Regions from separate parts of the Homo sapiens genome. Here region 1 is linked to region 2. Evidence: chromatin loops called from intact Hi-C (ENCODE). Cell type or tissue: heart left ventricle. All regions are shown on one strand.

Evidence for each region. A loop is a pair of places that touch in the nucleus more often than their neighbours do. Peaks named below come from ENCODE experiments on the same cell type or tissue, not always from the same donor. Only the 100,000 strongest peaks of a DNase experiment are listed, where the experiment ranks them.
Region 1: a loop joins it to region 2, with 4 times the contacts of the local background. A loop is called at or near these places in 14 of 110 quality-filtered maps.

What each region holds. Positions count from the first base shown.
Region 1 is chr2:161,237,684-161,240,183 of GRCh38, reverse strand. The region is part of intron 3 of PSMD14-DT (PSMD14 divergent transcript); the gene reads left to right. Among named protein-coding and RNA genes, the nearest start is that of LINC01806, 5.8 kb to the left of the region's middle. RefSeq lists silencers at 883-952, 1,043-1,412 and an enhancer at 1,244-1,800. In heart left ventricle, no CTCF peak of the experiment used is centred here; DNase peaks (open chromatin) are centred at 1,003, 1,353, 2,153 and 2,423; H3K4me3 peaks cover 1,679 bases.
Region 2 is chr2:161,945,559-161,948,058 of GRCh38, reverse strand. SLC4A10 (solute carrier family 4 member 10) reads right to left here. Exons shown (of 27, transcript NM_001178015.2): 17 at 332-493. Among named protein-coding and RNA genes, the nearest start is that of DPP4, 130 kb to the left of the region's middle. In heart left ventricle, a CTCF peak has its summit at 1,339 (motif pointing right); no DNase peak of the experiment used is centred here; H3K27me3 peaks cover 395 bases.

The sequences.
Region 1 (2,500 bases), 710 kb after region 2:
GTGTATATATGACTGAGCTTTAGCAAACCTTATTTTAAATTGATTTTTTAAAAAGGAACAATGGTGTGTATAAAGTTATGCAAAGGTAGGGGTCAGCAGAAGAAACAATTACACTGCACAGGTTTTTAGTTACTCTGGAGGTCCATCTATGGCTTACGGGGAAGGAAGTTTTATGATGTTTATAAGGGTAGTTTATGTAAACCCGTAACAGTAAAAATATTTTAATGGTAGGAATAAAAGTGCCTTTTAAGTGCAACAATCAGCTTTTACGGTCAAAAAGTAACAGGAGGTTGTATGAAATCTCAGGTCCCCGCCTGCATCAACAGGTATGAAAGGCTTTTTTCAGCAGACTCGGGTTCCGATGGGCTCTTTGTCGGAGGGGCGGCCAGGGCGCTGCTGTTTTTGACTAGCTTGTCTCGGGCCAGAGTATAGAACAGAGCGGCCAGGCGGGGAGCTGGGCCTCCAGATCAGGTCCTGCCCCCATCTGCCCCACAGTCTTCGCGGCAGGGGGGAGCGCGGCCCGCTTCTTTCCAGGCCCTTCTCTCCCCGCGACGGTCTTTCGAGGGAACTCTCGAGGCCCAGACGGCCCCTTAATCTAGTCTTGGGGTCAGGAGGTCAGGCCTTGGAAGCACAGCTAATGCTAAGGCCCTTTATGTATCTTCGCTGCGATCATTTAAACCGTGGACCGGTAGCTCTGGCAAAAAAGGGGCTCCAGGGGTCTAAGAGCCGCAGCGCGCGAGGCGTGGCGGGGGGCGCTGACCTCGCCGACTCGCCGCAGGCCAGCGGGGCGCGGCCACTGCAGGGCGGGTTGGGGGCGGCTGGAGGCCTCGGGGTGGCGGCCACGCTCGGGCAGGGCAGGAGATCTGCGCTCAGTCCTGGAGCCCTTCTTGGCCTTTGTGGCCCTGTCACTCTTTTCACCCCTGGCTGGCCCTAGCCCTTTCTGAATTCGCCTGGACTCCCAGTCGCGCTCGCTGGCCGACGCGGTCGATTCACCAGACAGCGAGTGGGCGTGAGAACGCAGGCTCTTCGGCCGCTTCCCCAGTACGTGGATCCCGGAGCGCGGGTCCTCGCCCCACCGCCCCGGGGAGTGGGCGCGCGGCGCAGGCCGAGCCCTCGGGCGAGCCCGCGCGGGGCTGCACTCCACCGGGCCGGCGCTGGGGGCCGCGCGGGGGCTCCTGGCCCGCTAGGGACTCGGTGGCGGTGGCTGGGTTCCACTCGCCAGCGGCGGGAAGGACGCGCGGGAAAGCGAGGGAGCAGGAAGCGGGTGGCGGCGGCGGCGCGGGGCCCGCTGGAAAGGAGGGAGCGCCGCAGGCGGGAGGAGGGAGCGCGGAGGAGGGAGGCCGGGAGGAAGGAGGGAGCGCGGCAGGCAGGCGGAGGGAGGGCTGATTAGCATGCAGCAGCGCTCGCGCGCCCGGCTCCATTGTTTTAACACCTCCCCTCTCCTCCGCGCCAATCTGTCACCGTTCAGCAGGCGAACGCTGCTGCCTCAAATGCTGCTCTTCTCAAATGAGACGGATAATTAGTTGCCCCGCACGAATGCCGCACTCTTCTCACCCCTGATTGCTATCACCTTCTTGCTCCTGGCAGTTTTGACACCTCGTAATCAGCCTGCTGCTTTTCTCTTTTCTTCCCGACTTCTGCTTCCCTCCCCCCGCTTTCCTTCCTAGTTTATTTATTTATTTATTATTATTATTTTAAATGCAATCCCGGTGCTTATTTGGGCGAGTCCTCCGCCGAGTTAACCTTTCGCGTATACATGTGTGCATTTATCTGTATATGGGAAATTGGGTGTCTGTGCGTGAGCGGGGGGCGGGCTGGCAGTTTTGCGGGAAACACTGCTTCCACGCCGAGAGAACTCGCTTCTCCTAAAGATATTTTTGGGAAGGGAGGAGTTGCAGAGAGGGACGGGAGGGGAGAGTTGGGGAGACCTCAATTAATGCTTTAAAGATCTCTTAGAAATTAACAAACTGGGGAGTCTTGGAATCTGCTGTCAGAAGCGTGTTTTCCCCTCTCTCCTCTAACAAGCACTGACAGTCTAATTACTGTAGCTACAAGCAGCTGTCGAGGCAGCAGCCCGGGAGAGGAGGCGCCACAGGCTGGGCGCGCCCGGCCGGCCCCTGCGCCCAGCCGAACCGCCGAAGCACGGCCCGACTCGGGGAAGGACTCAGGGAGGATGGAGAGGGGCAAGGCCCCGCGCCCGAGAACCCCGGCGGGCCTGCGAGCCAGCGGACACGCTTATTGTTTCCTTAAGTCTTTACCTTGAAGGTTAAAAGATGTGACGAAAGGAGGGGACGTGGGGGGAGTGGGAAGAAAATCTTCTAAGCTTCTATCCACCCCTTTTCTACCTCCTCGAGCTCTCCCTCCCCCCGTGTTGGTAAAATAACCACGCAACCCGGGGCTGAGGGGGCGGGGTGAGCCAGGCTGGAGTGTAAGAAAGCAGATGTCCCCGCTGGCAGCAGCCTCAGCCTCCGGGGAAAGCTGCACCGGGGGGGCCCTCCCG
Region 2 (2,500 bases):
CCTCTGAGGTATCTGTCAGGCTGGAATAGTTCCCACTGTTCACTGGGCAAAAAAGTGACAATCAGTAATGCAGTGTGTGCTGTGAATTTCCAAAAACGTCAGTAGGAAAGTAGGAGTTGATCCGTGGGGTTTGCAGTTAGGAGAAAAGCCTGCATATGCACTCCCAGCACCTGCATCACAAATTCTTTCTCTTCAGCCCCTCATCTCACTCCACAACTAACCTGGCAGCTCACTCACACAAAAGCCTTTCAGTGGCTCCTTTTATTACATCAATTACTCTTTCTTTTGTCCTATGTTATTTTACATTTAGATCAAGAAATAGTCTAAGTACCTTGGTTGGAAAATATCTGCTAGTCTTGAACTGCTTCAGGGTGGCTGACAGAGTAACTGTGGAAAAGAACAGGATCACAGACCAAAATAGAACATCTGGAACATATGGGTGATCATGGCCACAGGCCCGTCCAACATACTCTCCATGCAATGATTTGCATTCCTGCCAGAGGAAGTAAAACAAATGGAGCTACTAAGAAAAAACCGGACACATTTCTTGCAGAAAACTAACACCTTCTGATCAATTGTAGTTCAGATGCTGAGGCTTTTCCTTTATGGCTCTCACAATGATTTAGCAGGCATTACATTACGAGTTTCAAGTTCAACTTGGATGGGTGGTGAGAAATATGCAAAGGTTTATGAAAAATTTGAACATGAACTGCTTTTTAAATTTAAATGTATAAAACGATTGATTTACCAATTAATTAGTATGTATTAAATCTAATATCTACTAAGTTCCTAACACGAGATATATTGAAAATATGACATATGTAATAGTGATTGGTTACTAAGGTCAGACACTATGCCCAGCTATTTAAATACATCATTTAAATTACTTTTCACACCAATACCATAAAATATGTTCATGCTATTATTAATATTCCATGTCTGAGGAAACTGAAGCATAAAGGGGTTAAATAATTTGTTGTGGCCTCACCACTGGTGGGTGGCCGCAGAGCTGTGATACAAACACGATTTCTGCAGTGAGATTATTATTGCTTATTGACTAAGAACAATGACTTTGTAGAATTATCTAGTCCAAAAGCTGCCAAGAAAGATGAGAAAGGCAACAAGAAAACTATGACATACAATGACTGAAATGAACTTGTAAGTCAAAGATGGGACTATCGAACTTGGACTAAAGAACAAATGAAATAAAATTACTACATGAGCAAGGCAAAGCTCATATTTACTATGACTTCTCCATGGATTATTTTTTCTTCTGCAACTGTAGTTCTGTAAGAGCCTGAAGAACTATTTCTAATTACTGCCTTAGCCATGAGGTGGCAGCAAAGTCAAAAAAATTTTTTTCCTCCAGGAAAAACTGAGCATTTCAAACAAATATTTTGAATGAAAAAAAGTTATTTTAAACTTACTTTGGTTTATCTTATTTAAAAATTAGATTACTAAAGTATTTTTACATTTCAAAACAGGAAATAATGGTTTAAATGATCCAGTGATCTCATTAGTCCTTGAGATATTCTTGCCCTGAACATAAATTGAATTGCAGAGAGATCTTGGAGACAAATATGAACTGATAGATTGATCACAAACACAGAGTCTGCCCAACTTTAGGCCTGAAATCTTTGTAGAGCAAAAAGTAAATACACTCCAAAGATTGTAGAATAAATTACAAATAGCTACACTGTCATCTGAAAACAAACAACTAGTAAAATCTACTTGGAGTTGCTAGCTACCCTAAGCCTGAGAGTCTTGAGAAATATAGTTAATACACCTTATTATTGTCTTAAAGAATCTGTCTCCTTTTCTAATTTAACTGCAAACATCTTCCTTGATAGGCAAAGTTAAATTCCAATTATTCATGTTAAGCTAATACAGAGCACAGCAACTTGGCTAATTGAAAAACCACAGAAAAATCCCCCAGGCCTTAATTAAAGTTTTAATTTTCCTTCTTTCAAAATGCTTTAAAAATAGATAAGGTGGCAAAAATGAATCCTTGTGTTTTTCATCCTCTTCTGCACCTGTCCAGAAATGCTAGCAGAGCAATTATTAAGCAATATAATGGGTAGCAAAATTGCTACATAGAAAAAGGAGCTAAAAGTTCCATGATAAACACATTATCTATAAATTTGTGAGCATCTTTTGTCATTTCTGCAGGTATAAAAGTCATTTGGCGGGATCTTGTTCTCAATTCTTAAGAACATAGATGACATTTAAAGGGTTCCTTAGCTGTCTTACACTCTATAATTTGCCAATGGTCTGCCTAATTACATTAATTCAAAGCATATTTGAAAATGTTATTTATTTTCTCTTTGGGAGGAAACAAAATGCTAATTTTAAAAGAGAAAAATTGTGACCTGCTAAATTCAACAATTATTTTCAGATTTATACTAATTGTATCCCCAATACACACACAGAGGCACTCACACATGCACACATACATACATGCACACATACACACAGAGTAAGTCCTGAAATTTAGAAATGA